3 separate regions of the Homo sapiens genome follow, and regions 2 and 3 are each linked to region 1. The links are chromatin loops, found by intact Hi-C in ENCODE. Cell type or tissue: PC-3. All regions are shown on one strand. Each heading gives the region's core, and the rest is flanking DNA. Links, peaks and the distances in the headings are about the cores only.

What was found. Hi-C counts contacts between places; a loop is a spot of excess contacts. Peaks named below come from ENCODE experiments on the same cell type or tissue, not always from the same donor. Only the 100,000 strongest peaks of a DNase experiment are listed, where the experiment ranks them.
Region 2: a loop joins it to region 1, with 16 times the contacts of the local background. A loop is called at or near these places in 3 of 110 quality-filtered maps.
Region 3: a loop joins it to region 1, with 6 times the contacts of the local background. A loop is called at or near these places in 7 of 110 quality-filtered maps.

Annotation. Positions count from the first base shown.
Region 1 is chrX:45,706,666-45,715,127 of GRCh38, forward strand. No RefSeq gene overlaps it. Among named protein-coding and RNA genes, the nearest start is that of MIR221, 35 kb to the right of the region's middle. RefSeq lists an enhancer at 3,457-3,556. In PC-3, for the core only: no CTCF peak of the experiment used is centred there; DNase peaks (open chromatin) are centred at 3,536, 3,976, 4,746 and 5,586; H3K4me3 peaks cover 1,056 bases; H3K27ac peaks cover 5,000 bases.
Region 2 is chrX:45,476,615-45,485,076 of GRCh38, forward strand. No RefSeq gene overlaps it. Among named protein-coding and RNA genes, the nearest start is that of LINC01204, 25 kb to the right of the region's middle. RefSeq lists an enhancer at 3,452-4,651. In PC-3, for the core only: no CTCF peak of the experiment used is centred there; DNase peaks (open chromatin) are centred at 2,757 and 3,607; H3K27ac peaks cover 4,507 bases.
Region 3 is chrX:45,617,205-45,625,666 of GRCh38, forward strand. No RefSeq gene overlaps it. Among named protein-coding and RNA genes, the nearest start is that of LINC01204, 120 kb to the left of the region's middle. In PC-3, for the core only: no CTCF peak of the experiment used is centred there; a DNase peak (open chromatin) is centred at 4,657; H3K27ac peaks cover 2,810 bases.

The DNA.
Region 1 (8,462 bases), core at 2,079-7,078:
GCTGAAACGATGTAAAGTAACCCTCATAATCGATGGGGAAAATAATAATTGCTCCATGAATGACCATTAAAAATTTTTTGTCAAAACAATAAAAACCCTCTTACTATTGGCTATAAATGTATAGGAAAATGAAAAAAAAGTAAGATGAATATTTATTTACTAAACTGTAATTTAAAACACTAGAGATATTGGGAATTAAAATGTTTTCATTTCTTTGTAGAAAACATCAATATTCTGAATGGACATTTCTCAAAAGAAGATATACAAATGGCCAATAAGCACGTGAAAAGATACTGAATATCACTAATCATTATGGAAATGCAAATCAAAACCACAATGAAATACCACTTCAAATCCATTAGGATGGCTACTACAGAAAAAAAAAAGAATAGCAAATGTTTGCGACTATATGGAGAAATTGGAACTCTTGCACATTGCCCATGGGATGTAAAATGGTGGAGCCACTGTGGAAAACAGTGTTGCAGTTTCCCAAAAATTTAAGCAGAATTATCATATGATCTAACAATTCTACTTCTAGGTGTCTACCCAAAAAAGTTAAAAACAGGGACTTGAACAGATATTTCCACACCAATATTCATAGCAGCATTATCTGTTTTTGTTTTTGTTTTTGTTTTGAGACGGAGTCTCACACTGTTGCCCAGGCTGGAGTGCAGTGGTACGATCTTGGCTCACTGCAACCTCTATCTCCTGGATTCAAGCGATTCTCCTGCCTCAGCCTTCTAGCTGGGACTAGAGGCGCACACCACCACACCCAGCTAATTTTTAAAAAATATTTTTGGTAGAGACGGGCTTTCAACACATTGGCCAGGCTGGTCTTGAACTTCTGAACTCAAGTGATCTGCCCACCTCGGCCTCCCAAAGTGCTGAGATTACAGGCCTGAGCCACCGTGCATGGCCTTCATAGCAGCATTATTTACAATAGACAAAAGGTGGGAACAACCCAAATGGATAAACAAAAATGTGGTATATACATACAATGGAATATTGTTTACCCTTAAAAAGAAATGAAATTCTAATACATGGATGAAGCTTAAAGATATTATGCTAAGTGAAATAAGCCAGATACAAAAGGACAAATACTGTATGATTCTACTCATATGATTATATTCATATGAGCACAGTCAAATTCATAGAGACAAAGTAAAATAGAGAATACCAGAGGCTGGGAGGAGTGGGGAAGAGGGAATTAATGTTTAATGGGCACAGAGTTTCTGTTTGGGTTGACGAAAAAGTTGTGGAGATAGATGGTAGTGATGGCTGCACAACAATGTGAATATATTTTTACATTGTGAATGCCACTGAATGATACATTTACAAATGGTTGAACTGGTAAATTGTATGTTATGTATGTTTTGCCACAATTAAAAACTTATCAAGAGTAGTTTTACAGTATGGAGATTTCTCAAAAGCTAAAAATAAAACTACTATTCTATCCAGCAATCCTACCCTTGGAATAACTACCCAGCCCCCTAAAAAAAAATCAATCTTTCAAAGAAATACCTGCACTCACATGTTTATTGCAGCAGTATTTACAATAGCAAAAATATGAGATTCAACTAAATGCCCTTCAGTGGTAAACTGGATGAAGGAAATGTGGTATACATACACAATGGAATATTATTTGGCCATAAAAAATGAAATCCCGTCATTTGCAGCAACATGGATGGAACTGGAGGTCATTATATTAAGTGAAATAAGCAAGGCACACAAAGACAAATATCACATGTTCTCACTTATATGTGGGAGCTAAAAAATCTGATCACGTGGAGGTAGAGGGTGGGAAGTTAGAGAATAGAGACTGGAACTGGAGGGGAGGGGGGAATGAAGAAAAGTTGGTTAATGTGTACAAATATACAGTTAGATAGAAGGAATAAATTCAGTGTTTGCTAGCAGAGTAAGGTGACTATAGTTAAACAAAAATTTGTTGTACCCAGGAGATGGACACCCTAAATACCCTGACTGATCATTACACATGATATACACATAACAAAATTTTCCATGTATAGCATAAATTTGTACAAACTACAAAAAGAGTAGTTTGAACAGTGCTTGCTTCTTTCTTCTCTTCATAAAACCTACAATGCAGAGAGAACATTTTTTAATATTTCTTGGTGAATAGCCATCCTCCTTTCTAAGTTTATTGGATCAGCTTCCAATATTTGTCCCTTGCATTTTCAATGTCATGAAATATCTCTGAGAGCTCTTTTAATGTGAAGTTTTTCACAAGTGTTCCTTCCTCTGGGATATATTCATCTCTTTCATCACAATCACTTTTTCATTTGTGTTCATAAGTTTGCTCTCACTAAGTTTCTCTGGCTGCATATCAAGAGCCTCTCAAAGAGCAGCAGTGTGTCCACATTGCCATGGTCAACTATTTCTTCTACAACTCCATTTACCTTTTATTAGAAGCCCATAAAGTTACTTGCATGGCATAGGAAAAGTTCCTTCCATACTGCGGGCATACTACTTGTTGTTACTTCCTGCCATGATGCTTGAATGTGTTCAAGTACGTCCCTTATGTCATATTTCTTTCAAAACTCAGCTAAAAAAATGGCATGATTTCTAGTTAGAGCATTCCTAGTCTGTCTGAAAGTACATCTAATAGGCTTTCAAATTTGAAATAACTGCGTGGTCCATTGGATGGATTAATGAGGTTGTGTTGGGTGTAAAAAGCAAATTTTCACATTTCCATTTAAGAGAATCAGGTTGACCTGGAGTGTTATCCAACAGTAGTAGTACTTTAGAAGTTCAATTATTTTGCCTAAAGTATCTCTCTACCACTGGGAGACAAAGAGGCAACACAGCTACAGGCTTTGCTTTCCTTGTGTGAACTGAGTAACAGATGCACAGTGACCAATCACTGAATGATTTTGAAAGAAGTAATGCGATTGGTCACTGATTATGATGAACATTTGTCACTTACATAGCCATTTGTGGCCTGGAGAGCTAGCAGTGAAATTTGCAGCAGTTACTCACAATTAATATGCTGTGGTGACTAAAATTTGAACTGTTTTGTTGGGAACCTGGTGTTAAATAAACCATGGTAATCAAAATTCATGCATATCAAAACAATGCAAAGTGAGAATTATCTGCATTATGTATTTCTTTGCTTATTATGTTTCCCCTATGAGAATGTAAGCTACATGGGATGCAGACTTAGCCTATTTTGTTTACAGTGATATTCACAATGCCTAGAACAAAGTGTAGCACATAGTAGGGGCTCAATAAATACTCGTAGACAAGAAGAAAGGAAAAGAAAGAGAATGGAAGACAGGAAGGAAGAGAGACAGATGTAAAAATTATCTAGCTAGATCAACTTTCGCGTGAAGATGGTGCCCAGAGAAATGAAATCACTTTCCCAAAGGTACCCTGCACTTCAAGACTTCTGATTTGGGGTTTGAAATGTACCCTCTAACCCACATTGTTCCTCTCTCTCTCTCTCCCTGTCCATGCCTTTCAGTTTATGCATTCACATGAAGATGTGAGTAATAAAGTGGTAGAGGCCTTAATCACTTGACCTTTGAGGAAGGATAAGAGCTTTACTCCAGAAGGCCACAGCCCTGTGGTGGTGATGGTGGGGGTGACATTAGGGCCTTCCCAGACTCCCTAGTATCAGACCACAGAGGCTGCTAATTCTTAGTTTATGTCAAGCTATTTGCATTTTCTTTCCTAAATGTCCTTGTGTGGTGCTACTGTCAGAGTGTACAGGATGCTGGGGTTTTTCTGCTTGTAACTCACTGCCCTGAAGTTGGGTTTCTAATTTACTCAAGGGGCTCCAGTGTCTCAGAGCAGATGGGGCAGCCTGGCCAACGGGGAGAGGAAAAGGCTGATCGGATGAAGAACTTCTGTTTCTGTGACTAAGGACTTAGTCAGCTACCTGGTTTAGGATGTACTATTTGTCAGTAAGTGGATCAGGAGGAAGCAGCACTCATTCTGGCTAGAGTAATGGTTTTCAGTGCATTTTTTACTCATGAAATTCAAAAAGAACAGGGTGCCAGTTCAACCTTGTGGTTGAGGTTATGAATGAGAAAGGAAGCTTAAATTACCCAGAGAGGCTGTCCCCTTAGTCACAGTTTCAGAGCATTCCAGACTCCTGTGTCAATTAAACCATATTGAACTTCAATAAAATACCAAAAAGGCAAATAATGGTCTTTTTGGAGAGCTCCCTTTTGCCCTACCCTTTTGATTGCGCTCTGTCTCTCTCCCCCATCTCTCCACCTCCTCTCTCCTTTCTCCCTCCCTCTCTCCCTCTCTCTCTTTCCTTTTTTCTTTCTTTCTTTCTTTTCTCTCTCTCTCTCCCTCCTTTCTTTCTTTCTTTCTTTCTTTCTTTCTTTCTTTCTTTCTTTCTTTCTTTCTTTCCATTCTTTCCATTCTTTCTTTTCTTCCTTCCTTTCCTTTTGTGGAAAAAGTAGCCGTTCTTTATAAGAATAAAATCACGTAAGTAATTAATTGGAAATGACCTTAGCTGATCTAAAGATTCTAAATCCAAGCTCTGTGTAAACAACTGATATATGTTTTCTTTCATTTTCAGATCCTTTGCCTTTTCACTTTCTCCCTCCATCTTCCTCCCTCTCTCTTGTACCCTCAGATCGCCACGCTTTGGACCTCCCACGAATGGTTTGAACCTGAGGCATGAATTGAGCTTGACTCCCTTGAGGGAGAGTTGCGAGAGGTCAGTGGTGCCTGAACCTTTTCTTGTTAGATACTCTTACAGAAGTTTTGATGAAAAGAATGAGTTGGCCAGAATTAGTCTTGGTTTGGTACATTTCCAATATCTGTGCTTTTCCTGGTTGTCATTAGCATAAATATTTGAGAGTCAACACTGAAAGAATTTGAAAAACGTATTGACTGAAGATTTTTGTCACAAACACTCCATTTCAACTGGCATCTTTCACTCTTTGAAAGGTCTCTCATTTTAAATACCACTTTCTTCTTTTGTCCTATTGAATTTCAATTATGTGCAAAGCCTTTTGGGGAGACACAAAGATGGATAGGACACAGTTCTTACCCTTACTACCAAAAACCATGCAGGGAGATAAGAGTCAGGTTGGCAAAAAGCTAAACAAACACAAGGCTAAACTAATAGTTAAAAAACTCAAAACAAGAAAGGGTCCATGGAGGCCCTGTTTAATTTTCAGTTTACCTCTACAGGCAGAAAATATCAAAGGAGGTCTGAGGAAAAAGGAATGCCTTGGGGGTTGTGGTAAGGCCAGGATGGAAAGAGGAGTTCAGATCAGAGATGCGTCTGGAAAAATTTGGAAGGCAGAGTTGCAGGGGAAGGTATTTTAGGGGGAAATTATTTGGGCAAACAGGGCCACCATGTGCAGTTGTGCAGGTTGTGCAGGCTATGCAATATACAACTATAGGGGTTGCCATTCACATCAAAATCTCTGTGTAGAAAACAATCTCTGTGGCCACTGGTGGCAACCCTGGGACAAAAGTCTAAGAGATATACAGTGCAAAGCCTCCGTGGACATAAGAAGTAGACTTGTTACCATGATGTAAGCCCTGAGAGGGCAGGGACTGAGCCTTATCTTTGGATCTTCAGAGCTTTGCAGTGTCTGGCACATATTAGGTATATGAGACATGTTTCCCAAATAAATGAACTCAATCTTGCCCAATCCCCACCAGCTGGTTGTATGAATGAGGGTGAGGTCACAGAATGGGGATAACTCAGATTTCTTTGACAACTCTGGATAATGTTGGGCCTCAGCACCAAAAGTGGCCCCCTCCCAAATCATTCTAGTTACTTCCAGGATCTTACAGAGAGTTTAATCTGTGTTTCCGTACTGTACTCTCTTTTTCTTCCATTCTGGTCTTTATCCAATGTTTTGAGAGGGACAGCACTTCAGTCATGCCCACTCTGCAGACCACCACCTTCTCTGTGAGTACAGTGTACCTTCCTAGGTGCTTTTCTCCGTGTCCGCAAAGCTGCTACAATGGAGACCATGATGGTGTCATGGTCCCTTCTGACCTCTGGGATTGAAGCCTTATTGATACTACAGAGAACTGTGGAGAATGGCCTTTTGCCCTCCATGGTCATACACATGGAAATGAGGCTGTGTCATGTTTCTCATGTCTGATACAGCCCTCCTTAAAACAATGTCTTCAGCTTCTTCCTGCCTCAACACTGAGCAAAAGATGAACACTATGCAGCTCTTTCTACCCTCCACCCCTATGTTTCTACTTTTGCAAAAGGAAACACAATGAAAAGCATGGGGCGTGTATGGGAACATGGAATATTTTAGTTTGGATGAAGCAAGAGGTATATACAAGTGAGAGTGGGCAAAAGCTGGCCCCAGTGGAGACTGAGTCAAACAGTGAGGATGGATGCATGCAAACCCATAAACACTAGTGGAAAATCATCTAAAAGCTATTTGAGGGGGAGCCACATTTTTAAGTATGAAGAAAAATATTATTATGACTGATGCTATGAACTTAGTGTGGCCCCACCAAAATCATACATTGAAGCCCTACTCCCCAGTGGGATGGTATTTGGAAGAGGGGTCTTTGGGAGGTAATTAGGTATTGGGGGGGGGTGGAGCCCTTGTGAATGGGATTAGTGCCCGTATAAGACGAGATATGAAATTGAGATCCCTCTCTTAACCATCTGAAGATACAATAAGAAGGTAGTCTTCTGCAACCCAGGAAGAGAGCCCTAACCAGAACCCATCCACGCTGGCACCCTGATATTGGACTTTCAGCCTTGAGAAGTGTGAGAAAGTAAGTGTTTGTTGTTTAAGCCACCCAGTCTGTGGTATTCTGTTATAGCAGTTCAAGTTGACTAAGACAGCTGGTTAAAGATATAACAAAAGTCTAAGCAGAATCGGACAGTGGAGTTACACAAACCTAGGTTTGGGTCTCAGTGACCTTGGTTAAATCATTTAACCTCAGGGACTCTTAGTTTCCTTATCTGTAAAATAGTCATACTACCCATCTCTCAGGTTCTTTTATAAGAATAGTGCTTATGAAATGCTTAGTACAAAACCTGGCACATAGTAAATATCCAATAAAATGGCCACCAAAAACTAGTGTATTGTAAGGCATTCTCACTTCTAAGGTAATGTTTCATCAGGCCGTATAATAAGTAAGCAAAACTGTAGATTAGGTAGTTTTTTTGGGCTCCTTGCATTCTCTTTTCCCAACCAATGGCCCAGAAATTAACTAGGGAGTCAATATGATCAATTAATCCACAGCCTGGTGGCAACACCTTTTTTTTCTTCCATAAATTCCAAAAAGTGGGAAAGTAGAGAATGACTGGTAGTAGAAGTTCAGGGATCAGTAGAGGTTTGGAACAAGGGTGGTGGTCTTTTGAGTGTGAGCTTCTTCTCCCTAACCCTTCATACCACATCCTTAAGGTGATTCGTTGTTCCACACAGTGAATTTTGGATACAAAAGACTCAAGGCTTTTACTCCATTGAGCATTCTGTGCATTTCAGTCAAAGGATTCATTGCAGAAGCCTCGCACTGGACATCTGTAGACATAACCTGTAGTTGCCCATCCACCATTGTTTTCAGGCACTCATTTCCCAGAAGACAGAAAGCCCCAACTTCCAGGACAGGCTCCACTTGCCAAGAATTTCTAAACTCTTTGAAGATCAGCTTCTACCTTATCAGGTACCTTCCAAATATTCTCAGATGGATGACAACAGTCTCTCCTCTCAGGGTTGTGTTTGCAAGTCTAGAAGTTTCTGAAGAATAGTAACTGAAGAGTTACTATTGCATATTTTCATTGCCATCAACAACTTCCAGTGATATAAAGAAGAAACTTTTAAAGCATGTGATGGCAAATCCTGACCATTTTGTAATCTGTGTTGTATTTAAGAATCATTCATTCCAGGTAGCACTAAATCAAGAAGTTTCTTCATGCTGTCTACTTCTATGAAAGACACAAAAACCACCAAATCTGGTCTCAGTCTGAAAACTAAGTGGCCATGCCACTGAATGTCTGACACTGGAATACAGGAATGGAACCATGCCATGTCTGAGGGATTTCCTGAATTAGGATTCTGGAAAACTGGGCTCTTCATTTTCTCTGCCTACATCTTGTAGCCTGGGGAAAGGGAGCTTCCTCACAATATATAACACTGTCTGCTCACCTTGGACCATCTTAGTCGAGGAAGGGAAGAACTTAATTAGAGCTTTGGACAGATTGACATTAACAAAGTTGTCCACCAATAATTCTCAAACATGTAGTCCTTATGAACGCAAATGTTGTAGCCAATATTTCTGATATTTCAGGAGATTGGGAAATGCCAGTGGGGTTCTACTGCCTGAGGCAGCGCTTCCTCTGAGGAAGCCCTCCGGAAGTGGCAAGTGTTTTCTTTTCCACTGCTTAAAGGTCACACCAAATCACTTCTTCCTCAAATAGATTTCACTTTCACAGGCTCATAAAATGGCCAAGTCAGAATGTGTCTTGCTTTATGAAGCCAGCTAAGGGT
Region 2 (8,462 bases), core at 1,312-6,311, 230 kb before region 1:
AGACAGATTCTGACCTCTGTCTCCTTAAGTCTGCCAGGCTGTACTTGGGTTCCTGTTCCTGTGGCCTGGAATAGCTTAAGGCACTAAGCTGGACCCAATCAAGGGACTCACCTTGATTGTTTTCCTTCTTTTAGGGATCACTGTCTGTTATGGTTAATTTTATGTGTCAACTTGACTGGGCTAAGGAATGCCCAGATAGTTGGTAAAACATTATTTCTGGGTGTGTCTCTGAAGGTGTTTCTGGAAGAAATTAGCATTCAAATCAGTAGACTGAGTAAAGAAGATCACACTCACTAATGTAGGCAAGCATTGTCCAATCCCTTGAGGGTATGGGTAGAACAAAAGGTAGAGGAAGGGCAAATTTGATCTGCCTTGTTTGAGCTGGAACATCTGTCTTCTCCTGTTCTCAGACATCAGTGCTCTGTGTTCTCAAGCCTTCAGACTCCATCTGTGACTTACACCATCCCCACCCTCCCACTCTCCCCCACTGGCCACAATGCCAGTCCTCAGGCCTTTGGACTTAGACTGAGTTTCACCTCCAACTCTTTCTTGTTTCTTCAGCTCATAGACAGCCTATTATGGAACTTCTTGACCTCCACAATCATGTAAGCCAATTCTCATTTTTTTATATATCCCTGTTGGTGCTGTTTATTTGGAGAACCCTAATTAATATGCAATCTTTCATTCCCTGATGCTCATTGTATTGAAAATAATAGATTCATACATTTTGTCCACTATTTGCTTATTTTAGGTGAGAAATTAAGCCAGACCTTTTACTACATTTTGGCTGGAAGCAGAAGTGTTAAATACTTAAAATAAATAAATAAATAAATAAAAACTTTTTTTCTGTAATTCCAAGGAAGTTTACATATATCTTTTAAAAGAAATTATGATCTTAGAAAACAAGTTGAGTTTGTGTCCACCCCTAAACCTCTAAACCCTGATTAAGTGTAGCACTGGGTGGAAAAATAAACTCAGGAAACCTGAAAATACAACTTTATCTTTTATTTAATGAGCCAATCTACAATGGTATTTTAGGGTCCAAATGATTTCTTCCAGTCTTCTCATCAGGAACTGCTTTTTTCTTGCATTTTTGATTATACTATAGCCAGGGTCATTGGATCAGCCTCATTGGGTTTTGCTTTTATCCTTGTAATGGAAATATATAAAACCTGATGGAATGAGGTAAGGTTTGGTATCCATTGTATTCTTAAAGTTGCCTTCTGGATCTCTTGCCTGGATGCTGGTACCCATTATTCAGATCCTTTCTCCAGTCTGGACCTATTTTAATCTCTGATCATTCTTCCTGGCACATTTCTACCTAGCTTTAGATTTACTTGGAATCTATCAGTAATCTGAACATTTTTCTATCTTTAGTTTCTGGTCTTGTTTCAGCTCTCCTGAGGTCACCTCTCCTGATCCATTCTTACATCCTCTCACCTTAGGCCCTAATGGGATAGGGATAGTTACAATGCTTAGTCTTATAGCAAATTTGTGGCTCTTCAAAGGAAGTGCTTCAAAAATTTTGTTGCATCAATAATGGGGAGAGAAGAGACAAATAGTTATTGCAGTCCAACCAAGTGATAGTATCAAGTCTCTGTGCTTTATGTAAAGACTGGGTATCATTTATTTGCCTTTTGCGTTGTTAATGTGGGGATTTTCTTCCTGTGAGTGCATCCCTTGATTTAAAACTTTGACACTTTTTCTCCTTTAGATTCATAGTGCAGTGGGGATCTTAAGATGCCTTCAAAATGGTATTTCCTATTCTTAAGCTTCATTGGTAATTCCTTGGTGAATTATGAATCTCTGTTAATGAGTTCTGCTGTTTTCTCTTTTAATTCAGTGCTCGCCATGGGGGATAGGAGGACTTTACCTCAATTGTGATATGAAGTGTTCTCTACAAATACATTAAATTTAGTTTGTGTCAGTTGGAATCCTGGCAAGTAGCAGGATTCAACAAGATTAATCAAATACAATACATTAATGAAAGGACTAATTACAGGGGTGTGGGCTTGATTAAGAAAACCAACAAAGGATGTTGAGGCACTCAGAGACTGGTCTCAGTGGAAAACCATCATCACTCCCAATAGGAGAAAACCTGGAGCTGTGGAGGAAGGCAGAGGAGCTGTAGTCATACAGGAACACAGCCATGCCAGAAATGTGGCACTGATGTATAGAGAAAGCAGGTAAAGAAATACCCCAACCTCTCTTCCACCACTCTTTAATCCCCCATGAATATCTCTATAAGCATAGCACAACCAGAAGTCAAATGGAAAAGGAGCCTTGGGTAATGCAGTCCACAGGGCCCCCTGGAACACAACAGAGCAAAGAGGGACATGAAATATACATAATTGGGGTGCAAATGGAGAAAAAATACAGTAAAAAGTCTTTGCATCTTTCTGGATTCTAGCTGGTATATTAGATAATTACTTAAGTATTATAAGTTACCAACTACAGTAAGAATAATAATTGAGCTAAGCTATCATTATACTAATTTTTTTTATTATTTACAGATTTTTAAAATGTAAGCACCTACTAAATTATTTGGGATAATGTTTTAAAAACTATGTTAGAATTTTCAAAATTTTAATGGGCTCTAGCATTAAAGATTTTTCCAATGCAGGATATTTTAAAAGGGCTAATGAGCTAGTGTGGTATGAGTCTACACTCAGCAACCACTGCATTTTTAACTTTTTTTTAATGCTCAAAAATAAACAACAAGATCCCTGAGTGCTTTTGTTGGCTGGGCTGTGTATTTTAAAACACTTACTCAGAACACCGCAGTTATTTGAAGGATGTGTCATACAGTCTGCTGCTGGCTTAAGAAACTATGAGATGGGGGACGTTCAGTTGCCTTTTTAAACTTATTTATTTAATTTTAGAAATAAATGTGTAGCAAAAGGAGTTTTGATTCTATAAGCTGAGAGTCTGTGTACAAATTGCAAACTTTTGAGCTTTAAGTCTCCTCTGTGACTCTAGACTGAGTGGTTGTCTAGGCTGACCCCAACCAAGGCAAGCAACCTCAGCAGTATGTTTAATACTTCAACCCACTTGGTCCTCAGCTCCAAATGCAAGAGTTTCTGAGCAAGTTAATCTTTTCCTTGTACTACTGCTGTTCAGGTGCATTCAACATGAATTTATTAAACAACTATAATGTGCCAGGCGTTGTGTTCGATGTTGGGAGACTAAAGATAAGATGTAGAACCAACATAAGAGAAATGGACACATAAACACACTCTCTGATATCATGTGGTATATGTGGTTACAGACGTAGGTATGGGCATTTAGCCTACCTGAGTCATAGGAAAGCTTCCTGGTGACTAATAGATTTTTGAAGGTTTCTAAATTTCACCTCTAGCGTGGAAATGAAGGTGGGGAAATGAAGGTAGTCTAGGCAGGGAAAACATTACAACTAAAAGTAAAGAGGCATGAATCAGCATGATGAGTGCTAGAAACTATACCAAGCATGAATAGCAAAGAAGGGAGTGGTAAGGGATTAGGCTGGGGGAAATCAACAGAACAGTTGACGTCAAGGGGAGTAGACTTGTTCAAAAGCTTAGACAGTATCTATATGTTATGAGAATTTTTCAAAGAGACTGTCAGCAAATATAGGGGGAGAGGTTAAGCCTAGGGAAGGGGCAACACTGGAGCTCAGTAGTGTAGGGAGAATGAGTAATAGGCCAGCTATGTGTTGTTTCAGACTTCCAGGCATCCATAAGGATCAGGGATCAGACATCAGGAACAACTCACCCATGTGATCCATGTAGCTGTCAGAAAATTCATGAGGAGCTCTCGCCCAGAAATCTGATTGGCAGTGGGAAAAATCCAAAGTGATACATAAATTAAAAGTTGATTCTCTTTGTCTTTGCAATACTGAAATGAGAAAAAGACAAAACAATTGGCTTACATCTCTACAACCCAAGGAGATCAGAGCACTTTGTACCCAAAGGATTGTCAGTACCTTTCTCCTCAGAGGGTCATTTGCACAGCAAATACTCATTTGTCTAGGGGTAGACATAATTGTCTTCAGTTTTGGGGAGATTTAGGGGTATAACCATCAACAGAAGTTCGTTCATAACTATTCAGGTAGTTCATGGCATTGAGTGTGGTAATAATTACAATTTCAAGATTACTTCTCTGTTCTCCTTCCAGATGGGAGGGCTCATTAACAGTTCTAGGTAACAGAGGCTTTCTGCTGGAGTTTAGCCATAACACCTTGGTTTCAGGTTAAAATATACCATAAGAAATAATTTTGAATCCCAAGCCCAGAGTTTTATTCTCCTCTCCAATCCAGCATAATTACATTTTCATTTTGGTAGGCAAAAGATATTCTTATCAATAAATGGTGTTGGGTCAATTGGAAAATCACGTGGAAAGAAAGATGTATCTTAACCTCTACTTTATACCATAACCAAAAATTAATTCCAGATAAATTGTGGACCTCAATGTAAAAGAGAAAACAATAAAACTTCTGGAAGATAGTGGAGGAGAAGAGCTTCATTACCTTGGAAAAGATTTCTAAATAGGACACAAAAAGTGCCAACCATAAAGGAGAAGATCAATAAATTGGACCATATTGATCAATAAATTGGGCTATTTTAAGAATTTATATTCTTAAAGAACACCAATAAGAGAGTGAATGGGCAAGCCACAAAACTCAGATCTAGAATATTATAAGGAAAATTCAGATACCGCAATGGAAAAATGAGCAAAATATTTGAATAGGAATCCCACAAAAGAGTATAATCAAATGGCCATTAATTATCTAAAATGGTATTAACCTTATTTTTCATTGAGGAAATGGCAAGATGACAGTAAGAATGGCCAAATTTTAAAAGACTGACAATACTAAGTGCTGGTGAGAATATGAAGCAACTGGAACTCTCATACTCTGCTGGTGGAAGTGTAAATTTGTACAACCACATTGGAAAACTACATGGAAGTATCTACTAACACCAAACATGCACATACCCTATGACCCAGCAATTCCACTCCAATGTATATACTCAACAGAGATGCATACTTATGAATCCCAAAATACTTGTACAAGTATGTTCATAACAGCCTCAACCCAGAAGTGGGTTGAGCAGTCTATCAACTACAGAATGGATAAATTATATTAAATAAAAAAGTGAAATACAACAACAAAAATTAAGGATCATCTCCTACACACAGTAACTGGATGAATCTCCCATACATACTATCAAATGGAAAAATCCAGATACAAAAGCGTACTTTTTCTATGACTCCCTTTGCATACACTTCAGAACTAGGTTGAAACCAATATATAATGGTAGAAAGGATATTGAGAGGAGAGGTAGTACTAAATGAAAAGGAACGTAAAGTGGGGGAGCTCCTGGGATGTTGGTAATGTTTTATTTCCTAATCTGGATGGCGTTTTCATGGGCATATTCACTTTGTGGTAATTCACAAAACTAGATGCTAAGAATGTGTACACTTTTATTTATGTAAGTTTTGCTTTAATAAAAATGCTTATTAATTCTTTTTTCATTTTGAAAGGATTACTCTGGCTGTTAGGTGAAGAATGAATAGGGGAACAGGTAGGAGCAGATGCAGGATGACTAGTTAATTGACTATTGGATATTTCAGGCAAGAAATAATGGTGAATTGGGCTTGGATGGTGGTAGAAAAACAAAGGCCTGAACAGCCATATGTAGGAGAAGAGATTGGTAGGAATTGGTGGTAGACTAAAAAGGGAGTAGGAACAAAATCTGTCGAAGAAGGTTACTGGCTTATATAAATGGATGAAACATTTTGGCATTCACTAAAATAAGGAATATGGGAATATCGGCATAGATTTTTTAATAGCATCTTTATTAAGATATAATTTGCATACTATAAAATTTACCCTTTAAAGTGTACAGTTCAATATTTCACTTGTCATAGCATATTTGTAGACATAGAAAACCATTACCACTATCTTATTTGATAACATTTTCATCACCTGAAAAAGAAACCCCATATCCATTAGCAGTCCCTCACCATTGTGCTTTCCTCCTCAGCCTCTGACAAAAACTAATCTACTTTCTGTCTAATGATTTGCCTATTCTGGCATTTCATATGAATGGAATCATACAATATGTCAGTGGTCCCCAATGTTTTTGGCACCAGGGACCAGCTTCATGAAAGACAATTTTTCCATGGACCATGAGGGAGGTATGGTTTCAGGATGATTCAAGTGCATTACATTTATTGTGCACTTTATTTCTACTATTATTACATTGTAATATATAATGAAATAATTATACAACTCACTATAATGTGAATCAGTGGGCCCTAGCTTGTTTTCCTGCAACTAAACGGTTCCATCTGAGGGTGATGGAAGGCCATGACAGATCGTCAGGCATTACATTCTCATAAAGAGTGTGCAGCCTTGTTTGCATGCACAGTTCACAGTAGGGTTCATGCTCCTATGAAAATCTAATGCCACTGCTGATCTGACAGGAAGTGGAGCTCAGGTGGTTATGTAAGTGATGGGGAGCAGCTGTAAATACAGATGAAGCTTTGCTTGCTTGCCCGCCACTCACCTCCTGCTGTGCGGCCCGGTTCCTAACAGGCCACAAACTGGTACTGGTCTGTGGCCCAGGGGTTAGGGACTCCTGCAATATGTGATCTTTTGTGACTGGCTTCTTTTACTTATCATAATTTTTTCAATATCCACCCATGCTATACCATGTATCAATACTCTATTCTTTTTTTATAGCTGAATAATATTCCACAGAATGACTATACCATGTTTTGTTTGCCCATCAGCTGATGGACATTTGAGTTATTTCAACGTTTTGGCCATTATGAATAATCCTGCTGGGAACATGCGTGTGCAAATTTTTGTGTGGAAACATGTTTTCTTTTCTCTTGGGTATATACCTAAGAGTGGAATTACTGAGTTAGGTGGTAACTCTGTGTTTAACATTTTGAGAAGCTATATAACTGTTTTCCAAATTGGCTGTACCATTTTACAGTCCCATCAGCAATGAATGAGTGTTCCAGTTTCTCTACATCCTTTCCCACACTTGTGTTGCCTGACTTTTTTATTACAACCATTATTGTGGGTGCGAAGTGGTATCTCATTGTAGTTTTAATTTGCATTTCCCTAATGACCATTGATACTGAGCATCTTTTCATGAGTTTATTAGACATTTATATATCTTCTTTGGAGAAATGTCTATTCAAATACTTTGCTCATTATTTAAAATTGGGTTATTTGTCTTTTTATTGTTTGGTTATAGAAGTTCTTCATTGTAGATACAAGTCACTTAACAAATTTACGTATCTGTGAATGGTCCTTTTACTTTGTTGATAGTTTCCTTTGAAGAACAACTGTTTTTAATTTTTATGAAGTCCAATTTACCTATTTTTTTCCATGACTGCTTTTGCTTTTAATGTTGTAGCTAAGACTCCATTGCCAAATCCAAGGTCTAAGAGTTTTATAGTGTTAAGTCTTATGTTTAGGTCTATGATGTATTTTGAGTTAATGTTTGTGTATAGTATGAGAAAGAGGTCCAAACTTGTGATTTTACATGTGGATATCCAGTTGTTCCAGCACCAATCTTGCACCCCTGAAATCAATCTCACTTGGTTGTGATATATAAACTTTTAAATATATTGTCAGTTTCAACTTGCTAGTAATTTGTCAGGGATGTTTGCATCCATGATCGTAAAAGATATTGGTCTGTAGCTTTATGTTCTTATTTTTTTTTTGTTTGGTTTTGCTATTAGATTAATACTGGCCTTATATAATGAGTTTGAAAATGTTCTCTCCTCTTCTGTTTTTTGAAACAGTTTGTGTACAATTTATATTAATTCTTTTTTAAATGTTTGGTAGAATCCAGCAGTGAAGCCATCTGGGCCTAAGCTTTGCTTTGCAAGAATTTTTAGAATTATCAGTTTAATCTTTTTTCCTTTTATAAGTCCATTAAGATTGTACATTTCTTCTTGAGTCAGGATCAGTGGTTTGTGTATTTCTAGGAATGCGTCCATTTCATCTGTGCTATCTAATTTGTTTACAAACAGTTTTTCATAGTATTAACTTTTCTTTTTTTTCATTTGTATAAGGTTGGTGTAATATTCCCTTTATTTCCTGATTTTAGTAATTTGAGTCTTTTCTAGCTAGAAGTTTGTCAATTTTGTTGACTTTTAAAAGAACCAACTTTAGCTTTATTGATATTCTTACTGTTTTTCTACTCTCTATTTCATTTATTTCTGGTCTAATCTTTATCATTTCCTTTATTCTTCTTGCTTTGGGTTTAGTTAACTCTTTTTCTAGTTTAATACAGTGGAAGTTTAGGTTACTCACTTGAGGTCTTTCTTCTTTTTCTTCTTCTTTTTTTTTTTTTTTTGAGACAGAGTCTTGCTCTGTCACCCAGGATGGAGTGCAGTGGCGTGATCTTGGCTCACTGCAACCTCTGTCTCCCAGGTTCAAGCAATGCTTGTGTCTCAGC
Region 3 (8,462 bases), core at 1,729-6,728, 90 kb before region 1:
AGTTTTCAGAGTATACATTTTGTACTTATTTTGTTGAATTTATTCCTAAGTATTTTGTTTTTTGATGCTATTAAAAATGAATTATTTCCTTAATTTTATTTTCAGATGGTTTATTGTTAATGTATAGAAATCCAATTTATATATATTGATCTTGTACCCTGAAACCTTACTAAATTCTTAAAATCAGTTCCAATAGGTTTTTTGGTGTATTATTTAGGATTTTCAATACACAAGATCAGATCATCTAAAAATAGAAGTTGTTTTACTTCTACCATTCTAATCTAGATGCCTTTTATTTCTTTTTCTTGTTTAGTTATCCTGGCTATAAACTCCAGCACAATATTGGATAAAAGTAGTTAGTGTGGGCATCTTCCTTTTGTTTCTGATATTGGGGAGAAGTTGTCATTATTAAGTATGATGTTAGTGGTCAGTGTTTTGTAGATGCCCATTATCAGAATGATGAAGTTTCCTTATATTCCTAGTTTGTTGAGAGGTTCTTTTTTATCATGAAGGGTTGTAGGATTTTATCAGATGCTTTTTCTGCATCTATTGACATGATCATTTGGTTTTTGTCCATTATTCTGTCAATATGTGGTAATACGTTGATTGATGTTAAATTAACCTTGAATTCCTGAGATAAGTCCCACTTGGTCATGATATAATCCTTTTTATATGTTGTGAGAATTTTGTTGAGAATCTATATTTATGATATGGTTTGGTTCTATGTCCCCACCCATATTTCATGTTGAATTGTGATCCTGAGTGTTGGAGGTAGGAGCTGGTGGGAGGTGATTGAATCATGAGGGTGGATTCTAATGGTTTAGCACCATCCCCTAGTGCTGTCTCATGATAGAGTTCTCATGAGGTCTGGTTGTTTGAAGGTGTATAGCACCTCCCCTTTCACTCACCCTCTCTCCTGCTGGTCAAGTGAAGATGTCCTTGCTTCCTCTTCATCTTCTGCCATGATTGTAAGTTAGTCCTAAGTCCTCCTCAGTCATGCTGCTTGTAAATCTTGTGGAACTGTGAGTCAACTAAACCTCTTTTCTTCATAAATGACCCACTCTAATGTAGTCCTTCATAGCAGCGTGAGAACAGATTAATGTAATTTGTAAGGAATAGTGGCCTGTAGTTTTCTTTTATTATGATGTTTTGTCTCATTTTGGTATCAGAGTGATACTGGCCTCATGGAATAAGTTAGCCAGTGGCCCTCCTCTTCTATATTTTGGAAGACTGTGAAAAAATAGTATTAAATTGTCTTTACATGTTTGGTGGAATAAATTAGTAAAGCTATCTGGGAATGACCTTTTCTTTGTGGGAAGTTTTTAGATTACTAATTCAATCTCTTAAACATCTATTCAGATTTTCTGTTTATTCTTGAATCAGTGTTGATAGTTTGGGTCTTTCTAGGAATTCTTCCATTTCATCCATGCTATCTGATTTGTTGGCATACAGTTGCTCATAGTATTTCCTTATAATCCTTTTTATTTCTATAAAGTTGACAGTAATATCACCTCTTTCATCCTGTTTAGTAATTTGAGTCTTCTCTCTTTTTGTCTTGGTCAGTCTAGCTAAAGGTCTGTCCATTTTGTTAATCTTTTCTAAGACCCAACTTTTGCTTTTGTTGATTTCCTCCATTGGTTTTTTATTCTCTATTTTGTTAGTTTCTACTGTAATCTTTATTCTTTCATCTGCTTTCTTTGGATTTAATTTCTCTTTTTCTAGTTTCTAGAGGTAGAAAATTAGGTTATTGATTTGAGATCTTCTTTTCAATATAGGTGTTTAAAGCTACAAATTTATCTCTAATTACTGCTTTAACTGCATCCTACAAAATTTTGTATATTATGTATTCACTTTTCTTCATCTCAAAGTATTTTCTAATTTCATTTGTGAGTATCTCCACATTTTCTGCTATTCTAATTTCACTCCATTTTGGTCAGATAACATACTTTGTATGACTTTAATACTTTTAAATTTATGAAGGCTTGTTTTACAGCCTAGCATATGGATCTGTGCTGGAGAATGTTCCATGTGCAACAAAGGTGAAGCACTATTCATCAGAACAAGCTGTTTTACACAGTTTTCAGGGACATAATCCACTACTGATATAATAACTTTATGGAAGAGTTGGATTTTTCGTCTCAACATGTTCCATCTGGTCTCTGGAAGAATTATTTCAGGTTGAAGTGGAAACCTAGCAACTATCTGGTTAACATGATCAATTTAGACAGCAGGAGGTCTGGCTGACTTACAGAGCTTAGCATTTAGCAACAATGAAGAGCTTGGAGTCTAGGTTTTCTGCAAGGCTAAAAATAGTTTGTTAAGAGACATTTCAGGAAGTTAAATAGTCACTTCCCCGGGATTCTTCTCTTCAAAAATCAACAAAGCTAAAATCTCACATATCTTCTTATTTGACCATTGCTATTAACTATGCTGTAATGTCTTCCCACTATTATCCAATTTGTCATTTGCAAGACACAGAATAGAGCTGGAGGTGGTTCTTCCAGAAAGCATTGTGTCAGGAACTTACTAGTATCTCAAATAGTCACAGCTTCAAGGAGGTACATCAACCATACTGAAGGATTTTTTGAAACTATGTATTGTATAAAATAATATGAACTCCATGAATGAAACAGCATGAAATACAAACCACCTGATATGTGTGCCCGTCTGAGGACAGGTTACAAATACATTCTTGTCATTAATTTGTTCACTTTTAATTTAGTGTAAATGTATCTTTGACTAATGTAACTGTTTTAAAAAGAGCTTAAGTACCAATAAAAATCAAATATTTCAAAAATTCTCATTTATTTAAATAACCCAATAATATTGTGTTGCTTATATGTATATTTTGAGAAAAACATTTTTAAAACAAATTTTTAACAAGAGATACTAGAGATAAGTTAAATACATCAAAATATAAAATATAGTGCTTATTGTGTCTGTTTCTAGCAGTAACATTATGAAAAATGTATTATCTTAAAAAGACAAAGATTTTATATGTGAAGAGAAAATATCTGGGAAGATCTATAAGAAAATAGTAACAGTGTTGACTCTGGAAAGAGAATCCAGGGTTGGCAGGGAGACTTACTTCATATTTTATATATTCATTATATAATGGATTTTATAACATGTAATGCATTACTTTAACAAAAAAGAATAGTTGAAAGCCAGCAAGTAAAGCTAAGCTTCTGCCACTTTGTTAACCATTTCCCCTGGCCACAGGCAGAACTTGATAGGAATCTAATGCATAGAATTCACAGCAGTTTAGAATTGGGGACTTTAAAGATCATCTGTTGTATTACATTAACTATTTCCAAACTGGTGTTGAGTTTGCTCAGTTCACCTGCCAGTAAGTAAAACCACATTCCAGTAGAGCTAAAGAATATGGGCAGCTCTTGAAATTCACCTTAATGGAATTTGAGCTATAGTTGATGGTGTAGATTTCTGCTTTATTCCTTAGTGTCATAAATGCCAGGATCATTTCTTACAGAAATGGGTAGGATGAGTAGAATAGGTGTTTGCCGTGAGTCTTCCATCTCCTCCGTAAGTTCCAAACACATTCCATTACAGATTCAGATTTTTGAATGAAGGCACTGACATTTACTGAAATGCATAAGCTCTTGTGGGAAACAAGCAATGAAACTTAACCATGAAGAATTAAGTCTATTAATTATTTCCTGAAAGTTGGAAGCAAAAATATGGGGAAAAGGGGAGGAGAAATTGGGAACACCATGGAGAGGAAAGAGAATACTGAAGAAAGCTTGGTCCACTTTCTCTTCTGCCTTATTAGTGTGTAATAAGCTTTAGAAAGTGGGTTTTGGTGGTAACTTTAGCCCGTCTGAAGCTGGACAACACCAGCAATTTCCCCAAGTCCAGTACACACACACACACACACACACACACACACACACACACAGTTTCCTCATTAAGTCCTACTCATCATTGAGGACTTTAACAATTCTTAACTGCCCATGGCATACTGACTACAACATCTCTCATAGTCTTTATAGCACTATATTGTAATTATTATTTTTCTTCTCTTCTTCACCAACTCTTAAAATCTTTGTGGGCAGTGACTGTGTCTTCTATCACAGTATCTTCTAACACCACATCTGGCATATAGTAGGTGCACAGTAAATTTTTATTGAGTGAATGAATGAAGAAAATGAAGCCACTTAGCTGCATTTTAACACTAAAACCCTAAATTTTTCTCCAAAAAGAATATGAATTTTTAAAGAATTATGAACGTGTTCCCCTCCCAACAATGATTCTTACGAATTTTCCATGGCTATAGCTTGCGTGTGAGTCTTACAAACAGCATTTGGCAGCAGTGTCCTTCCATATTTTCCGGGAAGAAGGAATTCTAAGTGATACATATTCAAAGAATTCTCAGGTTTTTGCATGGGTATGAAGATTTGGAGTTGGTGGGGAGGAATGGTTGGAGGAATGGGTGATAGAGAAGAAAGGAGTGAGAAGGAATATAAAGGACCAGTCACTATGGGTGGGGAAACCCAGGGTAAGAGCTGACAGAGGTTGGCAGAACCTCCAGGGCAAGTTTACTTTAGGTTGGCTATTCCCATTTCAAGTGTACACACGCCTCTGGAACTCCCTAAAGCCATTTGGAGGGGAAAACCACACCTACAGCTTCTGAAATGAAAAGTACCTCCAGGCCTCCAGAAATTAGTCCCGTGGTCTTACTATTACTCACTTCCTAGAAAAGTCATAGCTGGTCTATCCTGACCTTCAGAGCCTGCAGGAGTACAAACTCATTTTCCGAAGAATGATGATTCAAGAAGAATTTAGAGAAATCACTCAGGAAAGCCTCAGAAACAAATCTTTTTTGTCTTTTACTTTACTAAAACCTTCATGAACATTTTTACTGGGACTTTCTTTGGCAAGTTCTGGGTGAATCAGCATGAAAAACAAAAGCAATGTTGAAATTTAAATCTGTAAAGGATGTCATTTCCATTTTCTAAAAACTGCTCAGAACTTGAATGCGAAGTAATGATACATGCTTTCCAGCTTCATGTGAAGTCATACTTATAACCTGCAGCTTGGCATCATCTCTAGTTTTAGTGGTACTATTATTACCTATAGTTCTTTATTTTCTTCAACAACTTCAGTCTTGTTTTCCACCCTGGCATCGGTAACAGTAGTTCACCTTTAGAGAAAATATATTTACATTACCTTTACGTGTGTATGCTTACTTAGCAAGCAGAAAGCCAGTTTTGAGAATACTCTGTCCATTATTTCCTCCTCCCTTATGCCAGACTCTTGAGATTTTAACATTTGAATTAAGGCAAGGTTCTTTCTTCCAGTCTGGTTATGTCTTTTCAGGCCAAGTGAGTATGGCCTATGGATTCAAGCCCTAGATTGTAGCAAGTAGAAACTTGTTGATAGTCCCTCCCTGAAATAACTGCCATCAACCAAAAGAAGCAGATAATCCACTTTTGTGCTTAGGGCAGCATGTTTTGTAGATGCCATGCTGCAGGCATACCTATGTGGGCTTGTGAGAAATGAGGAATCTGGCCTATGTGCTTCAGCATCTGCAAACAAGCAAGCTCACAGTTCATCCCAGTCCAGCTCTTCCATCAGAGGATGACACATGCACCATTATTTTAATAAAGTCCATGTGTTGTGAATGAGTCTCATTCATCAATTGTCCCCCCAAAAGTTTTATTTCTTGCAACCACTGCATTTCATCTTTCTCACAATGAATTCATATTATAGGTACTCACAGATGTATATATTGACCTACCAATTACTTCAAAAGAAAAAGAATGGAGAGGGATATAGCAAAGAGATATAATAGAGATAGATAGATAGATAGATAGATAGATAGATAGATATAGATAGAATGCTTAAGGAACCACTGAATCAGTAAATCAAGCAACAAATGTGGGTGTTACTGGCATGCGTAGAATGATGGATGGATATTCTAGGAGCCTACATTAGGAGGACACTAAAACTTTCACTTTTTTCATCCCCTGTCAAAGCTCTTGAGATGGTTAAATTTTTACTAACAGGATGTTTTCATTAAGAAGGAAAAAACCCCACATAAATGGTTGAAAGCTAACATCTAATCAAATCTAAGGATTTTCCCCCATTCTCTCATTTCTGGAGCAGATTGGTGCAATTTATTTTCCTGCCTTGGGCAGTTCAGCAGCAGCTGAGGTTGTAGTCACAACTTAGCAATGTGGCTCATGTGACTTATCCAAATAAGAGCACAATTAGCAAAATGTGTTCCCATAAATGGCAGTTTAAACACTAAACTCTGGAGAGAATCCAGATGAAATCTAACACAGAACAGCATGGGGAAAATGGTAAGTTCTGGTGAACTAAAATGCATTGGTCATGCCTTTGGCTGGAGAGGGTCAAAGTCAGAATGACTTGAGAGTTTTTAAAAAGTCACTACTAAAATTCCCAAGCCAAATAGCAGTCATTGCCTATAGCACTTTGTGAATGGGAAAAAATATGTAAGCTCTAAATGTTAGACTCAGGAGAATATTGTATTTGTCAGACTAACAAAGCACTCTAACTTCAGCATTCTAAATTTAGAACCAATGTTGAACTGTTGGAGTTCTGTGTCCATAAAACTTTGAACTATTGGAGTTCTGTGTCCACAAGGGCTGAAAAAGGAAACTTCTTGGTTTTCACTCCCAGAGCCTGTAAGAATAAAAACTCGGCCGGGAGCGGTGGCTCACGCCTGTAATCCCAGCACTTTGGGAGGCCGAGGCGGGCGGATCATGAGGTCAGGAGATCGAGACCATCCTGGCTAACACGGTGAAACCCCGTTTGTACTAAAAAAAATACAAAAAAACTTAGCCAGGCATGGTGGCGGGCGCCTATAGTCCCAGCTACTCGGGAGGCTGAGGCAGAAGAATGGTGTGAACCTGGGAGGCGGAGCTTGCAGTGAGCCGAGATGGCCCCACTGCACTCCAGCCTGGGTGACACAGCAAGACTCCGTCTCAAAAAAAAAAAAAAAAAAGAATAAAAACTCCTTGATCTCAGGATCAATAGGAACAATGAAGGAATTCATTGTTTTTCTTTATATCTCAAACTCAAGTCGGTTGTCAACCAGAGCTTGGCAATGATGCAGAACTGCAGACTTATGTTTCTCAGATATGGATATGAGGAGACACAGAGGGTTTTGGAAAGTAGAGCTATGGCACTGCCAACTTATAAAAGATACGTAGAGAAGAAGACAACAAAGAGCCTACAAATGCCCCCTTCCCTGCTCTGTAGCCCTCTTCTGGCTTGTATTCTGATGTGAAAAGCATTTCTACCTGGTTTCCCTTAGGAAGTAAAATTTGGCCTGAGCTCTGAAGTATGTGGAAGAAAGAAACAACCTATCAGACAAAGCAAACAGGCTGTGCAAAGGCTCTGTGGCAGAGATATTATGGCACATTCAAGGCACAGAAATAAGGTTAGTGTGGCTAGACTACAAGAAGTGAGGGGAAAGTGGCTGGAAGGGTAACTAAAGTGTCAGATCATCAAGGCCTTGAAAACCATGTCACTTTCATTTGTATAGCCTTATATGCAGAACAATGAGTAGCCAGTGAAGGTTATCTGGGGAGAAACTACATGCCCAGATTCTCATTTAGTGATTGGTCTTTATGAATTGTGGTGAATAAATTAAAGGTGGAGAGACTAGATTCAAGGAGACCTTTCTTTTTTTCTTTTTATTTTTCTTTTTAATTTCAGAGCTACAACTGCAGGTTTGTTACATAGGTAAACTTGTGTCATGGGGGTTTGTTGTACTGATTATTTCATCACCCAGGTATTAAGTCTAGTACCCATTAGTTGTTTTTCCTGATCCTCTCCCTCCTCCCACTCTCCACCCTCTGAAAAGCCCCAGTGTGCGTTGTTCCCTTCTTTGTGTCCATGTGTTCTCATCATTTAGCTCTCACTTATAAGTGAGAACATGCAGTATTTGGTTTTCTGTCCTGCATTAGTTTGCTAAGGATAATGGCCTCCAGCTCCATCCAAGTGCCTGCAAAGAACATGATCTCATTCTCTTTTATGGCTATGTAGTATTCCATGGTGTATATCTACCACATTTTCTTTATCCAGTCTATCATTAACGGGCATTTAGATTGATCCCGTGTCTTTGCTATTGTGAATAGTGCTGCAATGAACGTACACATGCGTGTGTCTTTATAATAGAACGATTTATATTCTTTTGGATATATATCCAGTAATGGGATTGCTGGCTGGAATGGTATTTCTGTCTTTAGGTCTTAGAGGAATCGCCACCATCTTCCACAATGGCTGAACTAATTTACACTTCCACCAACAGCCTATAAGTGTTCCTTTTTCTCCACAACCTCACCAGCATCCGTTATTTTTTGACTTTAAAAATAGCCTTTCTGACTGGTGTGAGATGGTATCTCATTGTGGTTTTGATTTGCATTTCTCTGATGATCAGTGATGTTGGGTTTTTTTTAATTATACTTTAAGTT